Regions from separate parts of the Homo sapiens genome. Here region 1 is linked to region 2. The links are chromatin loops, found by intact Hi-C in ENCODE. Cell type or tissue: IMR-90. All regions are shown on one strand. Each heading gives the region's core, and the rest is flanking DNA. Links, peaks and the distances in the headings are about the cores only.

Region 1 (8,349 bases), core at 18-8,017, 58 kb before region 2:
AAAGATTAATGCTTGAGGGGATGGATACACCATTCTCCATGATGTGCTTATTTCATATTGCATGTCTATATTAAAACATTTCGTGTTTTTCATGTTTTTCATCAAAACATTTAATTCATCCTATAAATACATACACCTACTATGTACTCACAAAAATTGAAAATAAAAATAATCATATATTTTTGTAGGTATATAAGCTCATGAAGTTATTTTAAAATCTACAACTTATTGATTTATACATATACACCATGGAATACTACACAACCACAGAAATGAATGAGATCATGTCTTTAAAGGGGTATGGCTGGAGCTGGAGGTCAGTAGTCTCAGAAACTCACAGGAACAGAAAACTAAATACCATATGTTCTCACTTATAAGTGGGAGCTAAGTAATGAAAATACATGGACACATAGTGGGGAGCAACACACACTGGGCTTATTGGAGGGTGGAGGATGGGAGGAGAGAGAGGATCAAGAAAAATAACTAATGGGTACTAGGCTTAATACCTGGGTGATAAATAACCTGTACAACAAACCCTCATGACACAAGTTGCCTTATGTAACAAAACTACACATGTAGCCCTGAACTTAAAATAAAAGTTAAAAAAAGATAATTATACCTTTAAAAATTGTTATAAAATGATCAATAAAAGCTCTCGCCAGTTGCAATTGTTGCTAGAGTTCTTTAATCAATAGAACAAGAACTGTTGTACTTTATTAAATACCAACATGGTAAAAGTTTATATTTTTATTGAGCCTTGCCACATAGACAAAGCATTCATACCAATCATCTCATTTGCTTCACTCAATATTCCTATGAGGCAGGGGTAGCATCTAATATTTTTATTTTCTACATAAAGAAGCAGTTTCACAGTAGTTTGACGATTTATCCAAATTCACCCCGTTACATTTTGGTGAACTGTGGAGGAGGGAGGATAACTGAACTGCCTTCTCTCAGATCTACATTGTGCCCATCTTTAGCTTTACTGCATTTTTCAGGAACTTACATTGTTTATGAAGCCCTTGGCGTCAGGTTTCCAGGTTGGATCTGAAACAGAAGGCTGGATGCAATGATTGTAATTCTAGAGGCAGGAGATAGGGCATTTCCCTTTCTCTCTTCTTCCTGTGATGTCTCTGGTTGTAGCTGCTTCCTCTGTGCCTCTAGCTCTTTTCTCCAGCCCATCACTCCTATTTACAAGCAGCTGGGAGGCAGCCATGATTTCTGGATTCCAATGGTAACAACACCTGCTCTCACTGACCTTCAGGTGTGATGTTAACAGCTTCCTTGTTGTTGCTGATTTCTGGGTGGCCCCGCTCTCAAGTCTTTTCCCCAATTCCTGTATCAAATAACCTCAGTTTGAAAAACCTAAAGTGGTTTTATTTTTCTGCCTAGATCTTAACTGCTATTTGAAAATATACCAATAAGCTTTCCATATTTCAAATTATTAATCTCAACCCAATGTTTCTATTTCATGAAATAGTGTTTTTCCATCATTTGCTTAGAATAAAAAATAGCTATATTTTACTGTCCTTTATTCCTTCTGTATTACTGATGTATACTCTATGGGCTTACTACGATTGTGTTGTATTTGAGTTTCTTAAGGTGTTTTTCATTACATCCCTTTGATTATAATAAAAGTTAATGTGATAAACAAAATGGTCAATGTAGTGGTTAAGATAAAGGACAGAATATAATTCCTCTCTGCCTCTCAAAAGCTGTAGGAAGTTGAGTTACTTTGTCTCTCAGCTTGGTATTAATAGGAATAATAGTTCATATGACTGAGAATTATTGTGAAGAATGAATGAATGAATATGTGAAAAGCACATGATGTATTGCCTGTTACATAGCACTAATAAAAAAGTAGAAATTTTTAGCCAGGTGCTGTGGCTCACGCCTGTAATCCCATCACTTTCGGAGGCCAAGGCAGGCAGATCATGAGATCAGGGGATCAAGACCTTCCTGGCTAACAGGGTGAAACCCCGTCTCTACTAAAAATAAAAATTAAAAAAAAATTAGCCAGGCGTGGTGGCACGAGCCTGTAATCACAGCTACTCGGGAGGCTGAAGCAGGAGACTCGCTTGAACCCAGGAGGCTAAGGTTGCAGTGAGCTGAGATCGCACCACTGCACTCCAGCCTGGGTGACAGAGTGAGACTCTGTCTTAAAAAAAAAAAAAAAAAAAAAAAGTAGTAATTTTTAAAGTATTATTTGAGAATTTGGAGAAAACAGAAAACATAAAGATTATTGTGACTGACATAATTATGAATCTAGAACCATTTATTTTGGATTGTGAGAATTTAAATCGTTAATTAATGTATATGTGTACATGTATATAGTGTGTGTGTATATGGCTGCAAATAATATTTATGTAAACATATAGCATTATATAACGAAATTTTAATCCACTTTTGTAAAATCTTTCCATTTTAAACTTCAGGAATTTAAGAAAAAATAATATGCATCTAAAGTTTTAATACCTTAAAAAATACATTACTTGATTAAAACAAAATTAATTTCAGGCCAGGTGCAGTGGCTCATGCCTGTAATCCCAGCACTTTGGGAGGCCGAAGTGGGCAGATCACGTGGTCAGGAGATCGAGACCATCCTGGCTAACATCGTGAAACCCCATCTCTACTAAAAATACAAAAAATTAGCCGGGTGTGGTGGCAGGTGCCTGTAGTCCCAGCTACTCGGGAGGCTGAGGCAGGAGAATGGCGTGAACCCGGGAGGCGGAGCTTACAGTGAGCTGAGATTGCACCACTGTACTCCAGTCTGGGCAACAGAGCAAGACTCTGTTCAAAAAAAAAAAATTAATTTCAAAGTGTTTGCAAAAAAAAGCATTTTACGAATGCCAAATGTATTACTGAAGAACAACAAAATAATTCAAGTAAAGGAGGATTTTACTACCTTGGATTTATTATAAGAAAATGCAAGGGTCTTCAGCTATGGAGAAAACCCTGGGAAATATAATAAATTAGACAATCTCTTTATGTAACTCTTTTGCTTTTTCTTTTCTTTTTTTTTTTTTTCTTTTTTTTTCTATTTTGAGACAGAGTTTTGCTCTCGTTGCCAGGCTGGAGTGCAATGGCGCGATCTCAGTTCACTGCAACCTCTGCCTCCCCGGGTTCAAGCGATTCTCCTGCCTCAGCCTCCCGAGTAGCTGGGATTACAGGGATGTGCCACCAAGCCTGGCTAATTTTGTATTTTTAGTAGAGATGGGGTTTCTCCATGTTGGTCAGGCTGGTCTTGAACTCCCGATCTCAGATGATCGGCCCGCCTCGGCCTCCCAAAGTCCTGGCATTACAGGCGTGAGCCACCACGCCCGGTCCTATGTAATTCTTTTGCTAGATGAGCTAGATTAGTGCATAATAGTGATGATTTGGTTATTTCTGAAGTACTGCTTCTTTTGTCTGTTCCAGTGTTGTGTCATAGAAGATCCTTTGACAACCATTTGCAGAAAGTTCTTTAAAACAACAACAACAACAACAACACTGAAAATGGCACTTGGGAAAAGATGCCTTTTATCTAAGGCTGGAGAGAAAGAAAAGTCCAAGAACATGGCAGAATAAAACAGAGGCTTAGGGACAAGTCTACAGATGGAATCAGCCAGAAGCAAATTCTATTCTTCCTGCATCAAATACAAAAGAAAGTAAAAGTGATGAAGCCAAGGATCTATACAACTATGAAAATTCATAGTAATTGCAGGAACTATCCCAAAAAGCAAACTTGAAAGCAACTTCAAGTTCTGAATGACAAAATTTAGCAGTCAATTGGGACACTGAATTAATAAAAGATTTATATTATGCAAGCTACAGCTGACGTCCACATTGTAGAAACAAGCGCTCTCTTCTGACTCGTTCCAAGTATACATTATTTTTAAATCATGTCTTAAAATTTAGCCAAAATGGAACTCGAGAGAGCATTATGTAAATCTCACTTCTTGTTTCAATTCCCTCAAAAGTCCCTAGGTCCCATATCAGTAAAGGCTACATATGTGGAATAAGGTTTATAATGTATATAAAACAGAAACCTTCACTGTAACAATAGAACAATAGTCATCCTTGATTTGCTGCTTTATAACCTACCTACTACGTTTATGCAGGGTTACAGCGGGGCTCTGTAAATAATCCCACAAACTCCAAGGAGTACGAGTCTTTGTGTGGAATTCAAGATGTTAATTTTTTCTTTTCTAACTAAATTAACTCCACATGTTTTTTGCTGCAACTAATCTCTTTCCTGTGGAATTAGGCATGGTCTGACTCATTATTTACTTTTTGAACATGACAATTTACTCCAGAGTAGTCCTCATTTCACATAGCCTCAGGCTCCTAGGCCATTTATGTGCACCCAGCATTATTGCTGATCTTTGTAGTTAAGATGTGGATTCTGGAAGGAAATCATAAGACCACCAATATCCAGACTAATGCAACTCGGCCAGCCATCTCGTCAATGGCAGGCTTTAGATAGTATGTGTCTGGGGAGAAATAATTTCTAAGGTGTCTACAGAACTTTAGGACTGATAAAGTTCTCCCAAACATTCCTAAAATGAGTAAGATTTATATTAATTGAGACTGTCCTAAACATCAGACCTTTATCCTTACTTACGATATTGGTAATCCTAACAATGATAAGGTGGAAAATATAACCCATTTTCAACATGAAGAGACACTCATACAGCTAATAAGTAACAGAGCAGAGATTCAAAACCAGCTTCTTTGACGCCAAAGCCAATGCTTTGAAATGAAGCATTTCCATCATTTCTTTTCAAAGTAGCCTGTGGCAGAGACAAGCAGAGATCACTGTGACCCCTCAGAGTTATAAACCAAAGCTCATAAAAATAAATTGACTTATTAAGGCCTCAGAGCTTAGAGATAGAATCTGATCCACAGCCTGACTATAAGGATTCTCTGTGCTGTGCTTATTTATTTTTTCCACCATTAAATTTACTTAAATCATTTAGCTGAAGGTCCAACTTAGGACACTATGAAGTGTTCTTAGGTAGAGAGGAAGGATAGTGGAAGGGAGAGAGAAAGGAGACGAGAGGTGAAACATGAATTTTTTAAGTGAAGAATCTATGTGCTATTTGTTTTGTATCCATAACACCGTAACATTCATAGTAGGTAGCATGGTGTCCTGAACATAGCGACAATAGACATTTAATGACTATATAAGTTAGGTGAATAAAAATAAGAACCCGTTTGTAATTTTTTTCATCTATTTGTTTTCATAATAAAGACCTCATTTTTTATTATGATGATTGCCTGAATATCTGTATACCTTGGTTTAGTTCTGCCCCACCTTTAATTTCAGCTGTGTCACAGTGAATTGCTTTCACCTTCCTGAACTTGATTTTTCTCATGAATATAATATAGAAGTTAGATTAATTAAGTTTAAAATGCTTTCAAACTAAGGTGTATCTGACATAGACAATCTTTTTCAAAAAATGTTTCGTCGTAGGATGACAATCTGGTAGTGAAATTTCCAGCCATATGCAGATATTGATTATATTATATGTGATCTCAAACGTTTCCAGCAACTTGGTACAAGATAGCAACAAAACTTCTGATGTTCTTAATATTTGCTAAGCACCTGTTTATTTTTCATTTATTCTTTATTTCAGCAAGGAATTATTGAAAGACCCCTATGTGAAAGTGCTGGATTAGAAGAATTTCAAGACAACAATGACTGGTGTTCTGAATTACACACAAGATGCCACAGAAGGGAAAAAGATGTGTTTAATGATATTTCTCATTCAACAGGATAGATAACATTTGGACTTGAAGGGAGAGTAGCTGTTCTCTTGCAGCAGGTAGCAAGAGCTGGCCAGCCAAAAGGGCAGCATGTCATGATAACTTTGGGGGATACCAAATTTCTCAGTATAGCCAGTGCAGAGGGGGTTAATGAGGGTAGAGCAGATAATGCTGAGCAGGTAGGCAGGCCCAAGGCCTAAAGGATCCTCTACACCACTCTCAGTTTTTCTATCATATTGTGGGTTATAAGCAATTACTTAAGAACTTTTGGAAGATGAGTGACATAATTATATTTACATTTTGAAAAATCAATATGGCAGTCAGTGGAGGGATGAGGAATGGCAAAGTGGAAAGGAACCCAGTCGTTGAGATAGATAAGGTGGGAAAACCTGAAGGTCTCAACTGAGATTGTCACTTAGGCACAGGAATGATGCATGAGACTTTCTGCCATACTCAACCTGATCCAAGCTTCCCGTCAGGTGTCATACCAAAGAATAGCCTGGTATGTTTTACATTAAAATACATTTTCTGAAACAAAAGAAAACGTGAGAAAAGCCCAATGTGTGAGTAGGTAACAACTAATCAAGTAATTAAACCAAGGCTTTGAGAAAATATCACCATGCCATCGTCTGGATGACAAGAATGTGGTTGCAGATACCTTAAGTCAGAGTGAAAAGTATGGAATACTGGATTGGCAAGGAACAAACTCGGAAAATATACTTCTCTAAAAATAGACGCATTGTTCCTTATTTGCTGGGTCCTTTAGGTACTACTTGATTTGGAAGGAAAGAAATAGATGTGTTGCATATTCTTACAGATATTTTTTTAATGTAAATAGATTTTTCTTCATATTAGGGGAATGTATTTGGATTTGAAATTCAAATACATTTTCAAATTTGTGCCTGAACCATCATCCATCTGGTTCTCCTCCTCACACCCACCACACACCTACCTCTGTATCTCTCTCTTAATGTTTTTATTTCATTGCTTTTCTGCCCAATGGATCAGAACCTCTAGAACCATACATAAATAAAAGATCTAGAGCCTGCCTTAACCGTGGTTTTCCCCACCTCCTATAATGCCTTTGCAGTTGTTCCAGAAGCTGCTATTAGTAACCCCCTCCCCACAAACCGTTGTAATTTCTCTGCTATAAGAAACTTATGAGCATCCATATCTTTGCTCTGGATCAGAACAGATATGTTGATAAACATTTCAATAATTAAAAAATGTAATTTTATCAGAAATAAAAAAAAATCATGCAGGTGAAAGAAAGGCAGATAAATAAGACACAAGAAATGATTGTGTCTATCATGAAGAAGTAGTGATCTGTGTCAGGAGAAAAACACACCATTCCCATACTTTATTTTGCCCACAAAGTGAATTTGACACACTTAAATGTGTCAAATGTGCATTTGACTATAGTGCAAATGCACTATAAATGTGCATTTGACACACTTAGTTTGACTACATATAATGGATTAGATAAAAAGAGGTAGTTTTCTAAGTACAAAGTAGAAACCATGATTTCTTTAAACTGGGTATAAATTGGAAAAAAAAATACTCAACAGAGTGTTGTGGTGTATCATTAATATTTTAGGAAATTTCTAATATTAAACTATTTCTAGTTTTAAGAAGTTTAGACACAGAAAAACAATACATATTTATATAATATCTTTTCAAAGTATTTCATCAATATTTTAATCTCGTTAACTTTTCTCCCACTTTCTTAAGAATCAAAATTCCTTTTTAACTTTAATTCGAGTTCATGGGTACATGTGCAGGTTGGTTATATACGTAAACTTGTTATGTATGTAAACTTGTGTCACGGGGGGTTGTTGAACAGATTATTTCAACTGTTGGTACTAAGCCTAGTACCAACAGTTATTTTTCTTGATCCTCTCTCCCTCCTCCTACCCTCCACCTTCTGATAGGACCCAGTGTGTGTTGCTCCCATCTATGTGTCCATGTGTTCTTAGGATTTAGCTCCCACTTATAAATGAGAACATGTGGTATTTGGTTTTCTGTTCCTGCATTAGTTTGCTAATGATAATGACCTCCAGCTCCATCTATGTCCCTGCAAAGGACACCATCTCATTACTTTTATGGCTACATGGTATTCCATGGTATATATATGTAGCACTTTTTTTTATTTAGTCTATCATTGATGGGCATTTAGGTTGATTAGAATCAAAACTCTTAACTAACATTACTCATTTCTCTCTTTGAGGTTAGCATTTCAAAAGGTTTTGGCCAATTTTCTTTTCAAAATAATAATGTTTGTCTATAAGTTCCTCAAGCCCTCTAACATCTTTTTAAATCTATAAATGCCTTTCAGTGTATTTTCATGCCTTTTCTAATGAGATTCAGACTTTGAAAAAAGATTCCTGTTGGTATCAAAACAAACCTAAATAAAAGTATTCTCTTTCATTATTTTATGATGATTCTAAAATTATATCTATTTTACTTACCATCATTTTGCTTGATAATGCCCAGCTGATTTGATTATCATTTCTTGTCACAGGTAGAACTCTGAGGGCATAACCATATTTTATGCTCATTCCTCATTTTAAGTTGGTTATTTTCATCAAGCACTATGAGTTT
Region 2 (8,349 bases), core at 186-8,185:
AGTTTTTTTAAGATTATGATTTATAGGAGAACATTCAAACCTTCAAAGGAATCTTTGTAAAGGAACTAATCAAGCAGAATTAAACCTCACCACATAAAGAGAAAACTTTCTGAGTCATTAGTTCAATAAAATGACAGTTACATAAGAGAAGCCTGAGTGAATTGTTATTAATTGTAGCCAAGAAACAAAAAGTTACACATCATGGAAAAGAAGAGTGAGCTGCAATGATGGTTTCATTTTTATTTATAAACATAGCAATCCCTAAAGGGCTCAAGTTGATTAGAAATCGTGTGCATGTGTAATAAAAAGTGAATTTTTCCCCAAGAATTTGGCATCTAACAAAAATTTTCAGTGCTTTAAAGAATAAGAAAAGGGTAAAGGAAATACAAAGTTCAATAAAATTTTCCAAACCTTTTCTCAAATCCTCAAATACCAGGGTACTTGAATTAGTTCCTGTCAGTTGGCTGATGAGTGAATTGGGATTGTTTTGAAATCAATTGTTGTCAACAGACTCATTAATTTCCCAAGAATTGGTCAACGATTTACTTTTTTTTTGAAACGCATTAATAAAGTTGACTAAAAGAAATTGGATTTGAGTCATGTTGATTTAAATAACAGCTATTTTTTTCTATGAAACTTTTTAGTAGTAAGTAATCTAGAAGCATAGGCAGTCACTCTTTTCTCAGTTGAAATAAACCTAAATATATATTATAAACTTTTTCCTATAGCAATATCATAATATCTGATGAATATATTTGATTTGCCTTTAGTCATTAAACTTTTTCTTTTGACTCCATCAACTTCCAGATGGTGTATTTATTTAAAAATCAAAATAAGCACTGAAGTATGACTAGGAACACAAAATCCAGTTTTTTTCATTTTAGAAAACATAATGCCCCAAATTACTGCTTTTTCAGAGAAATAAGAATCCACTAAGCCGATACATTTACTTTGAAAAACCAACAACCTCAGTCAATAATTTAAATAATTTCAGGCCGGGCTCGGTGGCTCACACCTGTAATCCCAGCATTTTGGGAGGAGCAGGCGATCGGATCACGAGGTCGGGAGATCGAGACCATCCTGGCTAACAAGGTGAAAAAAAAAATAGCCAGGCGCATTGGCGGGCGCCTGTAGTCCCAGCTACTCGGGAGGCTGAGCTTGCAGTGAGCCGAGATCGCGCCACTGCACTCCAGCCTGGGCGACAGAGCAAGACTCTGTCTCAAAAAAAATTAATAAATAAAAATAAATTTAAAAAAATAATAATAATTTCAATAATTTCAAAAGATGATTTAATTATATCAACAGCTTTGGGAATGTTAAGAACATCTACATTTGTTGCTGTTATTTATTATTATTTGGTTTTGTTGTGTTAAAGCAAACTAATATGCCCTGAGAAAGAGTCTGTATTTCTATATTTGAGTCCTTGTGGACAAACTGTAACCTAGCTTAACAGGCAGAAAAGATTGAAAACCTAACTTAGGAGTATGCGCCTATAACAATAGCTGAGTCTTAGCCCATCCCAGCAGCCATACTTCAACCACTCATAGACTGCTGAGTGTTCAAACTGTGTTCGAATAAGGCAAACGCCAACCTGTAACCAATCCCGCTGTTTCTGTACCTTACTGCCAATTTCTGTCCATCACCTCCCTTTTCTTGTCTACAAATTTGCTCCGATCACGAGCATCCCTGGAGTCTCTCTGAATCTGCTGTGATTCGGGGGGTTGCGCCATTCGCAAATCATTCATTGCTCAATTCAACTCCTTTAAATTTAATTCAGCTGAAGTTTTTCTTTTAACAGTTGTTTGATGTTTTTTAAATAAAGAGGTGACCAGATGATCAGGTTCATTTCCAGTGGATATTTCCTTTTCTGTGTGTGGCAATTGGAAGATGGATAACTAGTGAGTTCCTGTGAGAACTGTCAAAATGGCATTGCTGTAGTTTTATGAAAGCAAAAAGGTGACATTTAAGATCACATTAAATTCAAGAAGAATTGTCTATGAGTCCAATTTTTGATTTCTTGCAAGTAACTAAATAAGGTATATTTTTTATTTTTGGTTTTAGTCATGTCTCTGGTAGAAGACATTCGTGGTATAGCCACAAATCTCCAATTCAACACCCATCATTGCTGAAGCTTTCCAAGACAGATGTAGAAGAACATTCAGACAAATTCACGTGGCTCATACCAATATGGTTTGGTCCTAAAACCCCATGAAACAGGTGAGTTGTGCCACCAATGACTTCCAAGACTCTTGTTTTGCTCCTCTAGATTTATTGTTATCCTATAAACATCTTTGGTGTTTTGTCCTTATAGCCACAACCTCATATTTACATACATATAATATATGGAGACTCCAAAATATGAACTCTAGGAAAATCACCCATAGAAACATGGAAAGAAATTCTTCACTTCAGCTACAGCAGCTGATCTAAGCTATCCGTCACTAACTTTTTGTTTGTTTGTTTGAGAGAGTCTCGCTCTGTTGCCCAGGCTGGAGTGCTGGAGTGCAGTGGCGCGATCTCGGCTCACTGCAACCTCCACCTCCTGGATTTGTCATTCTCCTGCCTCAGCCTCCCGAGTAGCTGGAATTACAGGCATGTGTCACCATGCCCGGCTAATTTTTTTGTATTTTTAGTAGAGATGGGCTTTCTCCATGTTGGTCAGGCTGGTCTCGAACTCCCGACCTCAGGTGATCTGCCCACCTTGGCCTCCCAAAGTGCTGGGATTACCAGGGTGAGCCACCACACCCGGCCTGAAGACTGATTTATTTTAAGAAATTGGCTCATGTGATTGTAGGGGCCAGCAAGCCTGTCATCTGTAGAGCAGGTCAGAAAGCTAAAACTTCAGGTAAGAGTTGATGTGGCAACCTTGGGTGTAAATTCCAAAGGGCAGCAGGCTAGAACACAAGGAGAATTTGTATTATTTCATTCTGAAGGAGAATTCCTCATTCAGGAATCCTGTTTTTGCTCTTGGGGCCTTCAAATAATTATAGGAGACCCACCCACATTACGTAGGGGAATCCACTTTACTCAAAGTCTACTGATTTAAATGTCAATCATATCTAAAAAATATCCACAGCAATAACTAGATGGTGCTTAACCAAACACTGGGCAACATAACCTGGCCAGGTTGACACTTAAAATTAACCATGACAATATGTTTTTGAAAAAGTGTCATAAACACTCAATAAATGCTTTCTAATAAATATTTAAAATATATAATTCTAACATTACTCTTTAATATATTTAGCAAATAAAATCCAGATACAATGCACTAGCTTTTTTCCTATACAAATAAAATTTAAAAAAAAACTTTGGTTACAACTATTTAAAAACAGTTTATGTAACTAAGCCATTAAAAAAATAGTTTTACAGCCAGCCATGGTGGCAGGTGCCTTTAATCCCAGCTACCTGTGAGGCTGTGGCAGGAGAATCGCTTCAACTAGGAGGGAGAGGTTGCAGTGAGCAGAGATTAGGCCACTGCACTCCAGCCTGGACAACAAAGCAAGACCCTATGTCAGAAAAAAAAAAAAGATAAAAAAAACAAGAAACAGACATAGTTATAGGTTAATACTTGAAGTGTTTGTTATTCAGCAATAAAACTTTCCCTTGAGACTTGGAAGAAACTTAGGCAGGTCCTTTTCAGTTAAAAAAAAAAAAAAAAGCAAACAAAAACTGCTTTGGGAGGCTTAGATGGGAGGATCACTTAGGGCCAGGAGTTCAGAACCAATCTGGGCAACATAGAAAGACCACATCTCTACAAAAAAACAAAAACAAAAACGAACTTTTTTTTTCATTAGCCGGATCTGGCAGTGCATATCTGTAGTCTTAGACAGCAAGATTGCTTGAGCTCAGTTGTTCCAGGTCACAGTGAGCTATAGTAGTGCCACTGCACTCCAGCCTTGGTGCCAGAGCAAGGCCCTGTCTCTAAAATATAATAATAAAATAAATATATATAAATAAAAATTATATAATAAAAACAAATATTGCATGTAAGTCAGGGAAGGGAAAAATAAAAAATAGAAACCTACCTCACAATCACACATCTTTAACATGGTATCAGGCTTTTAGAAATAGAAAAAAAAAGTTTTATGCCAATTTTAAATATGTGATTTATAATTTTCAAAAGATACATTGATTCTTAGTCCTGCAGCAACACTACTGATGAGTTTACAACTGACTAGAGATAGTCTTGCTATAATTATAGGTAGAGCACATATTTTTGTAGACATTAAGAGGTTTAGGAGATAAAGAAATTATTATATGGACATTATAACTTTTACTAGTATAGCTATTTTGAATTGAAAAATGCTGATGACTTTCAAAAAATCAACTGTTGTTTAAATTAGGTGAATCCACATTAAAGAGGCTTAAGGTTATTTAACACACAAAACAAATCAAAATAGTCTATCTGAACAACAAATTTCATGGATCCAAAAAAGCAGATATTTAATCCCTCAACATTCTTGTTCTTTGCCCAGCTAAAATTCCACAATATTTACTGTCTGATACGAGGGAACTAAGTCATTTTTCTATGCTATATGAATAATAGTTTATTTTTACAAATAGAATGATGTGAAAAATGTATCCATCAAGGTACAAAACCTATTTGCAAAAATCACCTAGTAATCAATGACATGAGTCCTTTGTGTAAGATATATCCAGGTTCAAATTCACAGTTTTGCCACTTATTAGCTGTGTTATCCTAGACAACCTTAACTTTCTCATTCCTTAGGTTAATTGTTGGCAATAGTGATATTTATTCTATATTTGATACTTACTCCAGTTTAAATTGGATGTTAAAAAAATACTCAAAGATTAGAAAATATAATAAAGTAACATGCCCTGGACTGTTCTTTAGCAAGTACTGCTGCTTTAAAATAAAATGTACCAATTTTAAATGCATAGTTCAAAGTCTTAACTAATGTATACAGTCATGCAGCCTACACTGTAACATGATACAGCATATCCCTATCACTCCAAAAAGTTCTTACATGGCCCTTTGCAATCCCTCCCCTCTCTCATACTTTGGTCCCTGAAAAGCACTGCCCTATATTTTAAAATCCTGGTTTTTCCCTTTCTAGAATTACAAAGAAATGAAATTATTCAGTATGTAGTCTTTTACGCTGCCTCCTTTAACTTAGTATAATTCTTTATAAACTCATTTATGTTGTTGCATGTATTAATATTTGATTTCTTCATGAGGCATATATGCAAACATTGTACTGGGCCAATTGTATATTCCTGTATTTTTTTGTTTGTTTGTTTTGGTTTTGGGGTCTATTCTGTTTTGTTTTTGAGACAGAGTCTTGCTCTGTCCCCAAGTTGGAGTGCAGTGGCGCAATCTCGGCTGATTGCAACCTCTGCCTCCCGGGTTCAAGCAATTTTCCTGCCTCAGCCTCCAAGTAGGTGAAACTACAGGCCCACCTCATTGTGCTAATTTTTGTGGGGGTTTTTTGTTTGTTTGTTTTTGTTTTTGTTTTATTCTTTTTTTTTTTTTTTTTAGTAGAGATGGGGTTTCACCATGTTTGCTAGTCTGGTCCTGAACTCTTGATCCTAGGTAATTCACCTGCCTCGCCCTCCCAAAGTGCTGGGATTACAGGCGTGGGCTGCTGCACCCAGCCAGATATTACTGTATTTTTAAAGACATCCATATATATGAATAGACAAAGATTTCTAAATATGACATACATACATTTTTTAGAAGATTGATAAATTGGCCCTCATTACAATTATCAGTAACTGATCTTAATTAGGATTAAATTCTGTTCACTGAAAATCACCATTTAAAAAGTGAAAAGAAAAATGACAGACTAGGAGAAAGTATTTGCAATGTATAAATTCAACAAAGAAATAGTATCTAGAATACATAGAGGGCTCTTGTAAGTAAATAAGAAAAAGACAAAAAAAATCCAGTTAAGAGATGGAAAATTTGAACAAGCACTGCACAAAATGAGATATCATAAAACCAGAAAGCAGGCAAAAGGTAATCAACATAATTAGTCATCAGAAAAATGCAAAATACACCCACAGCGACATACTAAGATACATCCACAAAAAAGACTAAAATAAAACTCGCAATATCAAGTGTCAACAACGATATGAAACAACTAGAATTCTTACAGTGCTCATGAGAGGATAAACTGATACAATCACTTTGAAAAAAAATTTTGGTATTATTTTCTATGTCCTGGCTATTTCACTTTTGAGTATGTCCCTAAACAAAATGAGTACTTAACATTCAACAAAATATATGCACAAGAATGCTCATAATAGAGTTTATTCATTGTGTACAAAACTGGAAACATCCCAAATATCCATGAATAATATGATAAGTAAATATATTGTGGCACACGTTGGTAGTATAGAATGAAATTTAAAGCAGAAAACGGGAAAGAATGAACTATTGCTGCATACAGCTGGATGGATTAATTCTTTTTTTTTTTTTTTTTTCAGATGGAGTCTCGCTCTGTCACCAGGCTGGAGTGCAGTGGCGCGGTCTCGGCTCACTGCAACCTCTGCCTCCCAGGTTCAAGTGATTCTCCTGCCTCAGCCTCCCAAGTAGTTGAGACTACAGGCCTGCCACCACGCCCAGTTAATTTTTGTATTTTTAGTAGAGACAGGGTTTCACTATGTTGGCCAGGAAGTAGCTACTCTGGAGAGGAGTACTGAGTAGGAAGGAACACATGGGAGCCCTCTAAGATATTTAAAATATTCTATGCCTTGCTCTGAGTGGTGATTACATGGGTGCATACACATTTAAAAATAATCAGGAAGTTTATTAAATATTTGGGCATGTAAATGCATGTAAGATACCTCAATTAGCAAACAACTCTTGGAAGATACTGCAGATCATCTGGGAGTGTCATCCGGGAAGGCATTTTGAGACAGAATGTAATCATTTTGATCAGATATAAGTTCAGCTCCACAGTTTGAATTCACTAGTATCTTCAGTTAAAGGCCACAGGTGGTAATGATGTCTCCTGTTGCTATATTTAGCGATATAGTAGTTTTAAGATAGCTCAACTTTAAATATGAAGTTGCGATAAGATTCAGTTTACTCACTCTTCATAAGAAATGTACTGAAGAAAGTTCATATTTACAATATATTATTGTTAAAAATAAAATTATAAACGCACTTTTTAATGAATTAATAGCTCTATAAATACCCACTGACTTGGTAACATATGTAAACATATATAAAGCTTAATGTAACTATTAAACAATGGATTTCAGGTTTATTTTAGAATTTGATATGATAAAAGCACTGCAAAAAGGGCAGTTAAAATGTAGCCTACATATTCTCACTCCGGATACTATAAGAAATGAAAAATACCTTGTAAATTACAAGGTAACCCTTGATATATTTGTTTAGTATGCATTTATTTATAATAATTGTATAAACACCTATTTTTTAATTAAAACGCTTATTGAAGACACTATGAACCATGGCATGCAAAAGGCATCAGGATACAACGAGACAGAGATTAAACTCTCAAGCGTTCATAGTGAGAGGGCAGACAGACAAATATCATTATAATTCAATGTTGAAATTGGGTCAGAGCTATGTGCTCATGGAGAGTTCTATGCCAAAGTCTATAAAACACAGTTCCAGTCCAAAGAACTTAAAAATGTAACGACAAAGTGAAATCCATATGAACTTTAAAAACAAAATTCCACATTAATTTCTATAAAACTTGTAATTCATGGTAACTAAAGTTTAAATGTCCTATATTTTAAATTTGGTATAATCAATTCATTGCAGTCTCTGTATTGTTATCTCAGTGTGTATGTGTGTGTGTATATTAAATGCAAAACAATCCAAATGAAAGGCACGAGAAAGATAATATTTTTGTCATATATTTTCTACTCTCAAACTTCCCAAATAAATGCCTGTTAATGATTTCAGGTTTAAAGGGCCTCTTTTCCAAATGCCAGTGAGCATGACAAGTGGCCCACACTTCAAGACTTTATAGCCCTCTGATATACTTGCTCTCAGACACAAACCAGATACTTCACCATCTGCTTTTCTTCTTGCTGATCACTCATGTTTTAGGTTAGATAACATCCACAGAAAACCATAAACACATCATATATTACATGATAATTATCCTTCCTTAAAGATAACAGAAAAGGAAACCCATTTTCTGATGTCACTTACTCCAAAAAGCTTTAAATCCAAAAGATGAGCAATATCTGTTCCACTGAGAAATAAATTAGAACATAAATGTTGAACACTCAAGAAACCAGAGATAAATTCACATACAATAACTCTCCTGAAATTGTCTTTGTTTGTAGCACAATATTAAATGAGCCCAAAGTGAAGGAAGATAAATAACATTTTTAATTTGT

Evidence for each region. Hi-C counts contacts between places; a loop is a spot of excess contacts. Peaks named below come from ENCODE experiments on the same cell type or tissue, not always from the same donor. Only the 100,000 strongest peaks of a DNase experiment are listed, where the experiment ranks them.
Region 1: a loop joins it to region 2, with 3 times the contacts of the local background. A loop is called at or near these places in 1 of 110 quality-filtered maps.

Annotation. Positions count from the first base shown.
Region 1 is chr21:28,203,710-28,212,058 of GRCh38, forward strand. All of the region lies in intron 3 of LINC01695 (long intergenic non-protein coding RNA 1695), which reads right to left. Among named protein-coding and RNA genes, the nearest start is that of LINC01695, 21 kb to the right of the region's middle. In IMR-90, for the core only: no CTCF peak of the experiment used is centred there; a DNase peak (open chromatin) is centred at 4,252; H3K27ac peaks cover 1,966 bases.
Region 2 is chr21:28,261,322-28,269,670 of GRCh38, forward strand. No RefSeq gene overlaps it. Among named protein-coding and RNA genes, the nearest start is that of LINC01695, 37 kb to the left of the region's middle. In IMR-90, for the core only: no CTCF peak of the experiment used is centred there; no DNase peak of the experiment used is centred there; H3K27ac peaks cover 138 bases.